Regions from separate parts of the Homo sapiens genome. Here region 2 is linked to region 1. A link is a loop called in an ENCODE intact Hi-C map of the cell type or tissue named here. Cell type or tissue: heart left ventricle. All regions are shown on one strand. Each heading gives the region's core, and the rest is flanking DNA. Links, peaks and the distances in the headings are about the cores only. Region 1 overlaps KSR1 (kinase suppressor of ras 1). Region 2 overlaps KSR1 (kinase suppressor of ras 1).

Region 1 (8,328 bases), core at 90-8,089:
GCACTTTGGGAGGCCGAGGTGGGTGGATCACGAGGTCAGGGGTTTGAGATCAGCCTGACCAACATGGTGAAACCCTGTCTCTACTAAAAATATAAAAATTAGCTGGGCGTGGTGGCGGGCACGTGTAATCCCAGCTACTCAGGAGGCTGAGGCAGGAGAATTGCTTGAACCCGGGAAGCAGAGGTTGCAGTGAGCCGAGATCGCACCACTGCACTCCAGCCTGGGCCACAGAGCGAGAGTCTGTCTCAAAAAAAAAAAAAAAAAAACACAAACAAAAACAAAACTTAGCTGGGCATGGTGGTGTGCACCTGTAATCCCAGCTACTCAGGAGGGTGAGACAGAAGGATCACTTGAATCTGGAAGGTGCAGGCTGCAGTGAACTGAGATCACACCACTGCACTCTAGTCTGGGCAACAGAGCGATACTCCGCCTCAAAAAAAAAAAAATGGGAGAACAGTTTGGCAAGTCTTAACACACACACACACACACACACACACACACACACACACACACTCCATCTCCATGCTCTTTGATCCAGTAATTCCATTCCTGGGAATTATCCCAAGAAAACAAATTCAGAATAGGAACAAAAATAAAGCGCCTATATAAAGACGATTCCATTCACATTGTTTATAATTGCAGAAATCTAGAAACTACTGAAATGTCCAATAACACGGAAAATGCTTTGCCAAATTACAGCAGATCCACTAGACACACTCTCATGTGGCAACTAAAATGACCAAAAGGAAGATAATAGGGAAACATGGAAAAGTGTTTTGGAGTAATGCTACGTGAAAGGCGGGGGACAGTGGGGGAAACACTGAACTCCTTCTAAGTACCAGGCACTGTCCAGCACTCCTTCTGTATCTTGGTTCTCAAAAGAATCCAAAATTAACCTACTCTTATCCCCTTTTAACTAACAAGAAAACTGAGGTCCAGAGAGCTAAAGAACTTGCCCAAGGTCACAGAGCTGGCAAGGAATGGAGTCAGAATACGAATATGTCATCCTCACCCCAGAGTCCCCGCACATCCTGGCGCCCTCAATGCACGCCTCAATGTCCTACCAAGTGCTTGAGGGGCTCTTTCCCATAGTGACATCACGATTGTGTTGTGGAGGCCAAACTCAGAGACTGAAACAGCCAGCAAAAAGTGACTCGGCACCTGAGAAATGCTTGCAAGAGAATACAGCAAAAGCCAAAATAAAGCACAAACAACCAAAAGAAAACTACCTGTTGGGATCAAAAGACCACGGAGAAAAGAAATGAGAAAGTGGTCAACAAAGCTAGGCTTCAGGAAGGACTGTGCAGAGCCTCGAGAGAAGAGCCGGGAAGGGCAAGGAAGACTTTTACAGGTGCTGGATCCGGGTTCCAGGCTGGAACCGCAGAAATGAGGGTTTGCCCGGGGCTCCCAGAGAATAGCACCTTCCTGTACTCAGCAGCTCTTCTCTCCAGGGCCCACACACAGTGAAGCTTAATCAATGTTAGCTGAAATACACTTATCTCATAATGGGAACAAGCAACAAGGAAAAGGAAGGGAAGAGACACTAGAGGCATGGGCAAGAATGGACTGGAAATCAGGATGTGCACAGTGGGATTCCGCTGGGTCTGGGGGCCCTGCTTCGTTAAAAACTCTCATCTCAGTCTCTGGCAGGACTGCTGTGGGACAGGGAAAGCACCCAGCCGTCTGAGAACAGGTTTCAGGTGCGGCGGGGGACTCAGGTTAGATAGTGAGATGGACACTCTGCAATGTACCTGCTGCCAGAAGCCAGAGCAAGCTTAGGAGAAAATAATCAAAACTGCCTTTTCATAGGAAAACACAGAGATTCCTCCCAGCCTGCTGAGATAGGTACAGCTCAGCCTGGAAGCGGATGGCTGGAGAAGACCGCCCTGGGTCACTCTGCTTCCTAGAGACGAACTGCCCAGGGCCACCATCGCCAAAACAGAGCATAAATACCCTAGATCACTCAAGATTGGCCACAGGCCAGGCACGGTGGCTCACGCCTGTAATCCCAGCACTTTGGGAGGCCAAAGTGGGTAAATTGCTTGAGCTCACAAGCTGGCCTGGCCAACATGGTGAAACCCTGTCTCTACTAAAAATAAGAAAATTAGCCAGGCATGGTGGTGTGTGCCTGTAATCCCAGCTACTTGGGAGGCAGAGGCAGGAGAATTGTTTGAGCCCGGGAGGCAGAGGTTGCAGTGAGCTGAGATCTCATCACTGCACTCCAGCCTGGGCAACACAGCCAGGCTCCATCTCAGAAAAAAAAAAAAATAATTGGCCACAGCTGGTTATTGCTGAAGCTGGGTAATCACTACACAGAGGTGGTCACAACATTCTCTCTACTTTTGTACAAGTTTAAACCTTTCCATGATAAAGTTAAAAAAAAAAAATATGGCCGGGCGCAGTGGCTCACGCCTGTAATCCCAGCACTTTGGGAGGCCGAGGCGGGCGGATCACGAGGTCAGGAGATCGAGACCATCCTGGCTAACACGGTGAAACCCCGTCTCTACTAAAAATACGAAAACGAAAAATTAGCCGGGCATAATGGCAGGCACCTGTAGTCCCAGCTACTCGGGAGGCTGTGGCAGGAGAATGGAATGGAACCCAGGAGGCAGAGCTTGCAGTGAGCCACGATTGCGCCACGGAACTACAGCCTGGGGGACAGAGCGAGACTCCGTCTCAAAAAAAAAAAAAAACAAAACATAAACTCAGACCTAGGCATTTCACCTGATGGAGCACAGGGAACTTGACCTCAAAACATAGCTCTCTGATATAATGAGCATTTTAAACTAAAGGCCCTTAGAGATTAACAGACACTGAAAGAGACATTTCCCCTGTCTATAAAATGACCAGATGGACCCACCACGGACCAAGGATTGTTTTTTCTTCCCCTCACTGTTATCTCATTATCTATTGCAGGAAAAAAGACCAAAAACGCAACCACACCCTAAGAGACCCATTCACAAGATAATGTCTATCTCTTAGGAACATTCAAAGAAATATTTGGGTCCCACTGGGATATTAAGTAATCGCTCTGTGATTCTGTGATACACCAGGGAGAATCAATTTATATGCCATTTCTCTTAGTCATCTATATGTTGTGAGTTAATTTTTCAGTAAACCTTCAGAGGGCAAAAAGTAAGTTTCTCCCTTGCCCGCTACACACCAAGGAATCACTATGGCCTGGCCCAGGGTTTGGGGCTACCCCCCAGAGCCTAGACAAAGGCAACCAGAGTCTTCAAAATTATCCTATGCTAACAGATTTTCCAGCTGGACGGAGAGAGGAGTTTGCAAATCCAAGCTGGGTCATAAAGGCAAGGAATTAAGACTGCCTGGGTTCAAGTCACAGCTCAGTCTCTCCTTAGCTATGTGACTCTGGGAAAGTCACTTAACCCCTCTGTGCCTCAGTTTCTTCATCTGTAAAATGGGGACAGCGAGAAGACCTTCCTCACAAGGGTGTTGTGAAAAGTAAATGCTACATAAAGCTTAACAAGGGGGCCAGGCACAAAGCAAGCTTGCCGTAAAAGTAAATGTCACCCATTATGACACATCCATTTTGTAACAGGTACAGATATTCGTTTTGGAAACCACATGCATCCATTTGACTCAGCGACCGGGGAAAATGAAACGGGGTGGAACCAGCGCTCTTTCTGAAACCTCAGGCAGCAGTGTGGGAGCCTCGACTCCAGCGCACCTAGAGTGGCCCCAGCCGGCCCAGGCCTCCGTTGGCCAAGAGGCCAGAAAGAGCTCCTCCTTTCAAAAAGCCACCACGAGAAACAGGAAGCTGCTTCCTTTCCTTTCCATTCAGAGCCAGCATTTCCTTTTTTATTTTGAAAAGCATTCTTCATCTGTAGCCCAGCCCTCTCCCCCAAACCCCCTGCAGCCCAAGCTCAAATGCACCCACAGCCATCTGCATTTCTCTTGGATTGTTTTCTGCCCATCAGGGGGATCATGAGGTTCCTGGTAGACACTGAGCAGACCATGCCCTTAACACCAACTAAATGCACCCAGGGCCAGGAGGAGGCAGGAAGTGCAAACTCCAGGCAGGCAGGCAGGCAGGCGGGCACACCTCTCTCGGCAAGTTTCCTCTTCTTGTTAGAAGGATTCAGTGATACATGTATTTAAGTGCTAATGTGATGCCCAGGAGACACCCTATTTCCCTTTGTAAAAAAGGCAATTTCTCATGGCTGGATAAGTCTACAGGGATACCAGCCTCTCTTCAACCACCCAATTTTATTTGGAAACTCAAACAGCACCTCAGTTTCATAAAAACCTAAAACTTAAACACAACACTTGGTTGTAAGTGAGCCAACAGTTTCTTGTCTCTTTCTCTGCTCAAGGCTTAAGGCCATGTCTCCCCAACTACGTTCAGTGGAAGAAAAGATCCCCTGGACAAATAAGTTTGAGAACTGTTGTTGCAGTACTTCTCAGAACCTTTAAAACACAAATCCTCATCCGCAGGGATCTTCAGGAGGGAGATGGCTGATGCAGCACAACTTTCTTCACAGGAGCATCTTGCAGAATACAGTGAGATACAGAAAGGCTGCACTGAGCCTTTTTAAGGGCCCAGGCCTTGGTGGGAGTGGGGTAGGAGCTCTCCAGATAGCTCCTAATGAGTAGGAACATTCAGGTGGCTTTTTTTTTTCCTTATTGGCAAAACTGTGTGTGCACCATGAATGAAGCTGGTCTCCCTTATCCATATCAAAACTAAACCCAAATTAATTGGATAAATTGGGACTCAACCCCTCAAGGAGCCATGCGGAAGAAAGCCCCACCACACTTTAAAGTAGCTTACCACATCATATTTGCGGAAAGCAAAACGCTTATGACCAGTATGCTGCTAATACAAATCTATAGATAATGCTGTATGAAAAATTATTTTTCCCAATCATAGCTGGCATAGTCCACATTTTGCATTACACTTTCCCCCCTTTTTTAAAAATTTTAAACACGGGTCTTTATCTCTTCTTTTTTTAAATTTTAATTTAATTATACAAGACAGAGTCTCAGTATGTCGCCCAGGCTGGTCTGGAACTCCTGAGCTCAAGCGATACGTCCGTCTCTGCCTCCCAAAGTGCTGGGATTATAGGCCTAAGACACTGTGCCCGGCCTTAAACACAAATCTTAATTCATTCTTACAATTATCCGGAGATTAGAAAAATGGAAGGGGAAGAAAAATGGCAAGCAGGTAGGCTGACTTCAGCTTCATTATTTGGAAAGACAGTTTGCTCAGTTAAAACACACTACTGCCCACCAAGGCCAAGACAACAGAAAAATACAGACTTACATAAATAGATTTTATATGTGACAGCAGTTTGAATGGAGACTTTTTCAATGCAAATGACAAACAGCTGTGCCTGGGAATAAATGACAACAAATTTTTTTATCTCAACAGCTGTCCTGAGAGCACGTCTCTACATCTCTACCTGCATTCTGGAATCAGGGAGAAAGCCAAAACGGACAAGACACTAGATCAGCCGTGTCCAACCCTTTGACTACAAGGACTTTTCCGCCTATCTGTGGTGGTGGGTATCATGAAAATTATGCACAAACCTTTTTTTTTTTTTTTAAGCTCATCAGCTATTGTTAGCATTAGTGTATTTTATCTGTGGCCCAGGAGCATTCTTCTTCCAATGTGGCCCTGAGAAGCCAAAAGACTGGACACCTGTGCACTAGATTAAAAGGCTACTCCTTCTGGAAGCAATTGTAAAGAATTTTTACATTATCTTGACATGAAAACCAATGGATAGTGGCACAGAATGCAAAATCTGCAAGGATTTTTCTTGCTGGTTTTTTTTTTTTTTGAGTCAAGTTCTTGCTCTGTGGCCCAGGCTGGAGTACACTGGTGAGATCACAGCTCAGTGCAGGCTCAAGTGCTCCTCCAGCCTCAGCCACTGTAGTAGCTGGGACAACAGGTGTGCACAACCACCCCTGGCTAATATTTTATTTTTTGTAGAGACAGGGTCTCACTATGTTGTTCACATTGGTCTCAAACTCCTTGACTCAAGGGATCCAGGATAGGATTACAGGTGTGAGCCACCACACCTGGCCATGCGCATGAACTTTTAAGACAAACACAAGGCCCCATAAAAGTTAAGGATTTCCCACCTAATTTCCAGGGGATCTTTTGGTGCAAGGATGAGAAGCCCTTAAAAGTAAACAGACAACTCCAAAGATTCAAGACAGTTCATTCGGGCTGAGCCAGCCCACTGAGCAGACTGACCTTCAAAAAAGGTCCACCCGTGACATACCCCAGATGGCGCTCCAAGAATCTCTCCAGTCCTCAGGGCCCCTAAGGCACTGGGACAGAGCTAGGAAAGCAAACCCATTTGCTTCTTCCTGCAGGAAACCCCTTGAGGTCAACACCCCACAATCAGAGGAGGATGGAGTGGCTCACCCTCAGTCAACAGGCCAGACTCAAGGTGGTATAATGTCTTAATCAAGGGTGTGGGCCTCCAGGTCTGACTCCCAACTCAGTGCTCCTTTAATAACCACCCTTTGTTAATTCTGCTTAACAGGGGTTCCTGGCAAGTCAGTTCTCCCTCAGGCCTTCAGTTTCCTCACCTGCAAGATGAGAGGGCTGGACCACATGGAAATTCCAAGACCCTTTGTAGCCCTAGGAACCCACAACTCTACTAAATCATCCCCAAAGCCAGGCACCCCAAATAGCACTGTGATCAGTATTTGTAGTTAGGGATGCAACCAAGAATGCAGTTAAAGTGACTTTCATGAGCCTCAAGTGATCAAGACCTCACCATATGATTATGTACTACCAAAGCTGATCAGTCTCTGGACAGGGAGACCTGAAATCCAGCCCCTCCCTCCGCTATCTTGGAGCAAGGAAAAGGCCTTCTTCTAATTGGTCAGCCCAGGGGGCCCCCCTTTGCTGCAGGTAACCACAAAAACTAGAAGCCACAATGCCTGACACATAGCCCAGAACCTCAGACACAAGCAACCACAAAACTAGAAGCCATAGTTCCTGACACTTATCCCAGAATCTCAGCCAGAGGACCATGTCCAGCCTCTTTTTTTTTTTTTTTTTCTCTGTCATCCAGGCTGGAGTGCAATGATGCAATCTCAGGTCACTGCAACCTCCACCTCAGCCTCCTGAGTAGCTAGAACTACAGGAGCGTGCCACCATGCATGGCTAATTTTCTATTTCTTGTAGAGACGGGGTTTACCATGTTGCCCAGGCTGGTTTCGAACTCCTAGACTCAAGCTATCCACCAGCCTCAGCCTCTCAAGGTGCTGGGATTACAGGCATGAGCCACCGCACCCAGGCCCAGCCTCCTTTTAAACTCTTGGCCGTCAGTGTGATTACAGATGCAGTGGCAAATGGATAAATGTATGAAGGCTGCCATTCCTGCTTAGGAGAGGGGGAGTTATGATGCCATAAAGATATTAAAGACGAGGACAGATATTAAATGTATTCATATACTTTGACCCAGCAAATCTCACTTGTAGGAAGATACTCGTTGCAGCACCATTTATAAAAGCAAGACTTGGAAACAGCCTGAATGGCCCACACAGGGAAACCGGTTAGATGAATTTGTGGTATGACCACACAATGCAGCCACTAATAGTGCTGATGCATATGTATATGTGCTGATACAGACAGAAGACATTTACAAGGCAATGCACATGGTATGTGCCACAAATATACACATGTACATTTATATGCAAATGCAGGAAGAATATACAACAAAATGTGCACTGGAATTAACTCTGAGAGGTGGCATTATGGGTGATTTTCACTGTTGTACATCTAGTACTTTCTTTTTTATAGTGAACATATATCATTATGTATTTTGTAAATATTTTAATTAAAAGTAGAAAGTTAAAGAATACACTGTTTATCAGAGGAACTGTTCAGAAAGAATAAGACAGGTAGCCATTTAAAAAATTATGAGTAAACTGATCTCTAGGCAGCTTCTCCTTTCTCAGAATGAGACAAGCGTAGAGCGGGCTGCATCATGGTGCTGAGAGTCCTGTCTTTGAGGATGTGCTAGCCTGGACATTAGGGAAGCAGACCCATGCCCGAACCCTGAGGCTGCACAGCCTGGGTGGCCACCAGGAAGCCCAAACATCTAGAGTTGAGCCACGGAATGCCCTCGGCCCAGCCCTTTTTATTATTGGCCATTTCCTTGGTCTCAGCAACCATGGCCCTGCACAGAATCTCCCCGCCACAGCAACAGCTGTGGAGTTCTGAACATAAGTTCTCAAGACCAGTCAACCTGGGTTCAACCACCTGCTAAGACAGTCTCTCCATCCCTCTGAGCTGCAATTCCCTCATCTGCAACATCAGGATAAGGCCTCATAGCATCATTGTGA
Region 2 (8,328 bases), core at 280-8,279, 49 kb before region 1:
GACAATTTTAACAAAACAAAACCTCATTTCTGAGGCCTCAGAATTCCTTTCTGCAGGGAACCACACCCAGGGCTTCCAGGCGCTGACCACCACAAGCCATTATTTAGGGCAGCCTCTGTTCAGGTATTACTCCTCCCACTGTCACCATTACCCACCAGCGGCCTTACAAGGCCCAGAAGTGAGTTCTGCAGCCCAGGGCATGGTGAGAGGAACCAGGGCTTCAGGATCAAGCAAGCCTGCAGCAAGCGCAGCCCTGCCACTCTTCTAGGCAATGTGACCCTAGACACATCACCCAACACCTGAGCGGTCACTTCCTCACAGCTACTGTGCTATGCAGGGCTAATGATGCACACATCCTACTCCAGGAACCAGCCAGTGCAGGCCACAACAAATGCCAGTTCCCTGGAGGGCTCTTTCCCTGTCTTTTTCCCACCACGGCACAATGGAGGGATATGGAACATTTCCAGCACTATGAAGGCTATGCCTTTGGTGGAGAGGGAGGAGGGTCTAGGGAGTGTCCACCATTTATCCTCTCCTTTGAGCATCGCAGCCTTAAGCTTTCCCGACTCCTGCCAACACAGTGCTTGCTCCTACGTCCACTTTCCCACAGAACTTGTCAGCACAGAACATCAATTATCAACATAGATGTCCACCGACCCAGATTGCAAGAGCCTGGCAAGGTCAGGCTCTGAGCTCCCCGACACAGTGCCTTGTAGAGAGGGGGCACTCAGATGATGAATGGGCACTGGGTGGGCAGGCAGACAGCAAACACCAGAGTTAACAGAAACCAATTCTATGCTTTTCAGGGGGTGAGCTACACTTTCCAAAAGAAAGGACGGAAAGAAAACTATAGGATGCTTTCGAAATACATACCTTCTGCCTTTTTCTTTAAGAATATTAAGGTTCGCCAAATTTCACAAGTGCAGCTACTCCACCCAGTATTAAGTGGATTGAGAAATGAAAAGGTGTAGCTATTGCTTCTTTACTGCTAAGCTAATCCATCCAAGCTGTTTCACACCTCTGGGGCCTTGTTTACAGGCTCTCTCCACCTAGAATGCCCTGCTCCCTACAAAGCCTTTGCCAGCTCCCCCCTTGCCAACTCCCTCCTTCAGACTCCTTTTGGGGACAGGATAGATTTCAATGAGAGCATCTCTAACAGCCTACTGCATGAATTGGTTTTTTAAGTCTTCACTCACTGAGACAGATGCTGTCTGAAACTAGAAGGTCCTCTTATTTATTTCTGTATCAAGAGCATCTGGCCTCATGTGGTGGCATACAGCAGGTCCTCAATAATGACCAAATGAATAAATAGCTTGAATCGTGTTACTGCTTTAGCTTACAATCATTCTTCCTCCATTCTTGCCTATATCTGAAATCATCCCAAGTCCCCAAATCTTCCACTTACAATCCAAGCTTACAACCCCCACAATTACATAACATAGGGACCCAACTGCAATGCACTCCATCCCTCAGTTAGAAAAAAGCAAGTCTTACAATACAGAAGTGGGCCAAGGGTGGATTCTCTGAGCTCACCCAGGAAAACCAATCTACCTTCAATCCTCAGTGGTCTCTTCCAACTCCAGGTTGAAATCCATTTGATGAAATGCTACACAGGAGCGGTACTCAATAACACTCATAGTTTATCGTCCAATGAAAATGAAAGAATTATTATCAGCTAGGTGCAGTGGCCGAAGCCTGTAATCCCATCATTTTGGGAGGCCAAGGTGGGCGGATTGCTTGAGCTCAGAATCAGGAGTTCGAGACCAGCCTGGGCAACATGGCAAAACCCCATCTCTACTAAAAGTATAAAATTAGCCAGGCATGGTGGTGTGCACTTGAGCCCAGGGGGTGGATGTTGCAGTGAGCCGAGATCACGCCACTGCACTCCAGCCTGGGCCATAGAGTGAGTGAGACTCTGGCTCAAAAAAAAATAAAAATAAAATAAAAAGAAAAAGAGTTATTAAAGACCTGGAATCAATAGAAACAAGTGTCTGGGTTAAGATAAGGGGTTGTGGAGCACAAGGTTCTTATTATGTAGATGAAGTCTCATAGGTAGCCACCCTTAAAGGCAATAGACGACAAATGTTTCCCATTCAGACCTTTAAAAGGTGCTAGGATCTCAGTTAATCTTTTCAGGATCAGAAAATTACCTAGAAAGGGAAGGGGATTCTCTACAGAATGTAAATTTCTCCCACAAGAGACAGCTTTGCAGGGCCATTTCAAAATATATCAAAGAAATCTATTTTAGGATAAAATACTTTTGTTTTTGTTTCTTTCTTTCAGGGCCTGCTATCTGTCATGTGATGTTAAGATGTTATACTAGAGTCAGGTTGGAATTTGGTATCTCATTGCCACAAAGGGTCTCTTTTGTATTAAGATCTCTGTTTTAATGTTTAGACTAGTCATTATGTCTCACGAAAATGTATAAAACCAAGCTGTAACCCAACCACCTTGGGCACATGTTCTCAGGACCTCCTGAAGCTGTCATGGGTCATGGTCTTCACATTTGGCTCAGAATGTATCTCTTTAAATATTAAAAAAGAAAGAAAATAAAAAATGAAAGCAGGCTATAGAGCAAAAAGTACAGGATGATCTCAGCTTCGAAAAGTTCTCTCTATATATACATTTTTAAGAGTGTTTCAATTTTCTTTCATGCTTTTCAAAGTTTCTACAAGGAACATATATTACTCTTGTAATCAGATATGAAAATGATGGAAGGAAGAAAGGATGAAAGGGGGAGGAGGAGGAGGGGGAGGGAGACTCTACTCTGCACTATCACAGAAAGGGAGCGAGGACAAAGGCACATGAAGACGTCTGTTCCAACAATGGATTGATCTCTCTCATCAGGTAAATATGGCTCACATTGGCCTCTGTCCAAACACCCTCCCAGGGTGGCCCAATCCCACATCAGTGTTAATCTGTGATTAACACACCCCATCTGTGATAATGATGATAATATTAATGATAATAGCTTTTTTGAGCATTTACTACATGCTAGGCACTATTCCATTTAACTCATCCTCATTTCTTACAATGACCATAAGGCAATCATTACGATTGCTCTTTCACAGATGAGAAAACAGACAGAGATCAGGTAACTAGCCCAACGTCACACAACTACCTTTTCTCGATTTTCTCCTTTGGCAACTTCCTGGATGTGATAGGTCTCTTAGTTAGATAAAACCAGGTTTTCTAGAGGTTGTGCTTATAAAATGGGGGCTGCATTCACAAAGACAGATGAGGTAAGGAGGAAGCTATGTTGAATGGTGATGAGAAAATTAGCATTAAGTCAGCCATGGAGAGCCAATTGTTAAATAGTGCCTTGACTGGAGAAGATTTCAAACTCCTTCCCTTAACAAAAAAAAAGGCAAATTCTTTTATCTGATAGGCCAGAAGAGATCAGAGCTGATAAAACAGACTAAGCCTGCTCATGAAAGCCCTACCTAACCTAGAGGAGAGTCTATGGTTTCCCCCAGAGCCTCCTTCCTCAATCCACATTTCTACCATGTTGGGTTCTCTGGTTTCTCCCATCCATAGATTATAGTAAAGCAGAACATTTTTAAGGTGAAAAGAACCAGGTTTCTAGAGGTAAATGCACAGAGGCCACAAGACCTGGCAGCAATAATGGAATAAATGAAAAAAAAAAAAAAAAAAAAACTACGAAGCAGACCCAAGATTTAAAAAGCATAATTTTCTGGGACCATTATATGAGAGGCAAAGTGGCCGTTCAAACCACACCTCAGTAGAGCCTACTGAGACTCCCAGCCACACCGAAAAAGTCATTAAGTTGTTTAGAAGAAAATGTGTCTTCTCAAACTACAGTCATGCGGCGTGTAACGACAGAAATACGTTCTGAGAAACATGTCCTTAGGTGATTTTGGCTTTGTGTGAACATCAGAGTAATGAGTATGGTAGGCAACTGTAATACATTTGTAAGACAAATCTAAACATATCAGAACACAGAAAAGGTACAGCAAAAATACAGTACTATAATCTTATGGGATTACTGTCATACACGTGGTCTGTTGTTGACAATGCGGCACATGACTGCAATTAAAATGATTAAAATACATTTTAGTGCTTACAAGAATGTTTCAGTTACTGAATATAAATTCGCTTTCTATGAAACAGCTTGTTTCCTATCTATTTTATCCAGTGAATCATGGCACCTGCTGTTAGCTGCCTCCCCATGTCCATCCTCCTTTTCCTTCCTTAACCTCGGGAATCCCTGATTTTGTTCAAATAACAATGTGCTTAGCTCCCAGCCACCCTGACAACCAGTGGTTGCCATGTGATCCAGTTCTAACCAGTGAAATGTAAGGGAAAGCCTATTGCTTGGTACTTCCAGAAAGTTAGTTTTCCTCATTAAAATGGATAAGAGGCAGTTGACAAAAGCCACCTTCCTACCTGAAATGCAAATGTGAAACCTGGAGATATAGCAGCCATCTTGGGAGTATGAGGCTTTGTGCTGAAGATGATAAAGCAAAAAGACAGGAGGCAGCAACGTGGAGCCGTAAGACTGTCAGCCTCTGGGCTTTTTGTTTCATAAGAAAAATAATCCCTTACTTCCAGTGTTACTTTTCTTTTCTTTTCTTTTTTTTTTTTTTTGAGATGGAGTTTTGCTCCTGTCGCCCAGGTTGGAGTGCAATGGCACAATCTCACCTCACTGCAACCTCTGCCTCCTGAGTTCAAGGGATTCTCCTGCCTCAGCTTCCTGAGTAGCTGGGATTACAGGCGTACGCCACCACACCCAGCTAGTTTTTTGTATTTTTAATAGAGACGGGGTTTCACCATGTTGGCCAGGCTGGTCTTGAACTCCTGACTTCAGGTGATCCACCTATCTCAGCCCCTCAAAGTGCTGGGATTACAGGCGTGAGCTACTGTCCCCAGCCTTACTTAATTTTCTGAAATATATAGCCAAGCAAACCCTAACTGGCACCTTAATATCAGGTTATAATTCCCCGGTGATAAATATGACTCCTAATATCTTACTGTTTTCCTCCAAGTAGCCTGCAAAGTATTTTCATGTCTTTGGGGTGCCCCAATAAAACACAGGCTGACCGAGTGTTATTTACTGGGAGCTTGCCTAGCTGTTGCAAGTGGCAAATGGCCATTCATTGGTATTGTGTTTTTGCTAAGCTGACTTGCTTTTGAGACTTGGAATTTTGTTAGGAAACAAAAAGTGCTTTATGGCAAAGGCGTTAGCGCCACAATGGGACCTTTCTGCTTTGATTATGAAAACACATTAAGAGCTTAGCTGCACCGCAAGCAGTGGCCTGGAGACTCGGCTGAAGCCTCAGCCTTTCCGACGATTCTCCACTCAATATGCTGGAAGGGCACCAAACCCACTTGGGAGGAAACACTGCAGGCAGACACCAAAGATTAAAGGGGTTGAGCGTTCAGGTCCACTCTGGAGGACCTGTGTGATGAGCAGGCTGTGCCCCAACACAGCCCTACACCCTTCTTCACCAGCCCCCGACACTGGCTACATGCAACTCCCGTATTCTGCCTTGCAGGGGTTAAACATAAGCATCAAGCAAGCTTTACTGCTGTAATTCCTCACAACACCTGGAAAACGATGCGTCCCCAAGAGAAGCTCAGAGACAACCCAAGGGGTATAGACATAGGACAGTAAGCAAAGCTTCCCTGGGGTCCCAGCAGACACACCCTTGCTAAGGTGAGCCACTCTCCCCATCGGCTTACAAGGTTAATATGAAGATGGGATGAGATGCAGTGATGCTACCTCCAGGTACACCCAACACAAGTGTGTGCATGCACATACACAATACAGGCTAACCAAGAGTCATGTCCAACAATGCTCACAGCAGCATTTTTTTTTTTATAGAGAAGGAGTCTTGCTATGTTGCCCAGGCTGGTCTTGAACTCCTGGGCTCAGGTGATCCTCCTGCCTCAGACTCCCAAAGTGTCAGAATTACAGACATGAGCCACCGCATCTAGCCCGCAGCATTTTTTAGGAATATCCTCAAAATGTAAACAAACAAAATGTTCAACAGGAGAATGGATAGAAAAATTGTGCTAATCAGTCAATCGAATAACACACAGCAATGAAAATGAACAAATGACAGCTACATGCAACGAAAATGCACAGATTTCACAACAATGTTGCATGAAAGAAACCAGACACTAAAGAATATATACAGCATGATTATCCTTGTAGGAAGTTCAAAAAACAGGCACAACTAAATTTACAGTGTTTGGGGATTCATATTTTGGGTAAATAATTATTTTAAGAAGCAGGGAGGCAACTACTACTAAAGTCAAGCTAATGTTGTGCGTGGCAGTAAGAGAAGAGGTCATGATCAGGGAGCCTCCGGGGGCGCTGGCAGGGTTCCTTCTCTTGGACGGTGGTTACAAGGGTACTCACTTTGTGATAATTCACCAAGCTGTACATTTATGTTTTGTGTACTTTTCTGAGTCTGTATAATATTTTACAATATAAACAAAGTAAAAATGAAAAGGAATGATGTCTAGATCCAAACAAACCCAGCCTACCGTAGGTTCTCAATACATCTTTTTGTTTGTTTGGAGACGGAGTCTTGGTCTGTTGCCCAAGCTGGAGTGCAGTGGCGTGATCTCAGCTCACTGCAACCTCCGCCTCCCAGGTTCAAGCAATTCTCTTGCTTCAGCCTCCCGAGTAGCTGGCATTACAAGCATACGCCACCACATCCAGCTAATTTTTGTTTTTAGTAGAGACGGGGTTTCACTATGTTGGCCAGGCTGGTCTCAAACTCCTGTGACCTCAGGTAATCCACCTGCCTCGGCCTCCCAAAGTGCTGGGATTACAGGCGTAAGCCACTGCACCTGGCCATTCTCAATACATCTTGATTGAACCTGAATCCTATGCCACTTTATCACCCCTCCAGGATGCCTGGAATCCTCCTCTTCAGAGAAGAAATGCTCACATTTATGTTCCACTGGAAACTGGCAAGGGTACAGCAATTCATCCTTCCCTGGATGCTTCGAGTATATTCATCTCTATTTTCCAAGCCAAAATCATAAGCTCCTCTGAAGGAGGAAATGGCTTGGGATATACACATTTTCTCCACAGATTAGTGATGGAAACCTAACCTAGCTCAGAAAGCAACAAAGAAGTCACTACAGGGAGAAAGAGCAGGGAATTTTGCTGGGGTCATCAAAACAAAGGCTAGAGACACACCAGGACCTTGATGAGGGGATAAGGGGTTCAGGATCTGGTCTACTCCAGCCCTGAAGAGTCGGCTCAAGCTAACTTAACATACACATGACTACTATCAATTGCACAAAGCCACTTGGGCTCTGCTATCCTAGAAAGTCCACATCAATCAGAGTATTCTCCCTGATGAGCAAGCTTACACTTCAGCAGATGTTTGTCGGGTGTGCTTATCCTAACACCAAAAACTAGTTTTAAGAATTGCCACGTGTGGCAGGAAGCAAACAAACCTGGATGCTTGCAGCTCATCACACCAACGGTCTCGCCGGTGAGACGGGATGCAGAGGAGTCTGACCCTGAGAGCCCCCTCACCTAGGCAACCCTGCTTGGGCACTGAAAAGGTTTGCCTCAGGAACCTCCATTTCCTAAGCTGACCAAGCTGCCTCTAAATCACACATTCTCCCTATGCAGATACCTCAGCCATGGAGCCACAGCCCAGCCCTGCCAGCCCAGAAGCATCCCACTCCCACCTCGCCCCAGGTCCTGCAGGAAACTTGGCCCAACGCTCCACAGGCCCCTCCTGAGTGGGGTCTAACTGCTCCAGAGAGCAGGCTGTTTTCTTGTCTTTCTCAGTTCCAGATTCCAAGTGACCAACAATGCTCCCCCTCCCTACCTTCTGGCACTGTTCAGTTTCTTCCCAGCCAAGTACAGACAGCCCTCAATGCGCAGCAGCACCCACCCTCCACACTCTCCCAGCCTTCTACCTCTCCACACTGGTGAGCAAGTGCACCTCCAGAGCACTCAGACTGGAAGAAAGGTAAGAGGCTTCTGGCTCTGAGATGTCATGACAGTCCAGTCAGCTGCCTGCCAGTGTTCCAGCCCCAGCCAGGCGTCCCCACGTTTCTTGGCCTACCTCTTCACAGCCAAACATTCTGCAGGAGCAAGATGCACTAGAATCTCTAGCCAGGAAACTCCTCACCCTTCTCACTTTTTTCCTAAGAAAGAAGTAAACAGCAGAGGAAGTGGACAGAAAAGGTGTTTTTAGAGCTTCTAGACTGTTTTTCCAAGAGCTGTGTGCAGTGTGCACAGGCAGGCTCATCCCCACCTTCTGAGACTCTGTCTTCTCAGATGGGGATAATAGCTTTCTCCCTGCTCTCAAGACAGTTGTGAGAATCAAG

Evidence for each region. A loop is a pair of places that touch in the nucleus more often than their neighbours do. Peaks named below come from ENCODE experiments on the same cell type or tissue, not always from the same donor. Only the 100,000 strongest peaks of a DNase experiment are listed, where the experiment ranks them.
Region 2: a loop joins it to region 1, with 1.8 times the contacts of the local background. A loop is called at or near these places in 18 of 110 quality-filtered maps.

What each region holds. Positions count from the first base shown.
Region 1 is chr17:27,462,179-27,470,506 of GRCh38, reverse strand. All of the region lies in intron 1 of KSR1 (kinase suppressor of ras 1), which reads right to left. Among named protein-coding and RNA genes, the nearest start is that of KSR1, 9.9 kb to the right of the region's middle. RefSeq lists enhancers at 3,495-3,934, 8,269-8,328 and a silencer at 6,770-7,064. In heart left ventricle, for the core only: no CTCF peak of the experiment used is centred there; DNase peaks (open chromatin) are centred at 3,708 and 4,050; H3K27ac peaks cover 800 bases.
Region 2 is chr17:27,510,941-27,519,268 of GRCh38, reverse strand. All of the region lies in intron 1 of KSR1 (kinase suppressor of ras 1), which reads right to left. Among named protein-coding and RNA genes, the nearest start is that of KSR1, 59 kb to the right of the region's middle. RefSeq lists enhancers at 4,196-5,038, 5,039-5,883, 7,170-7,698. In heart left ventricle, for the core only: no CTCF peak of the experiment used is centred there; no DNase peak of the experiment used is centred there.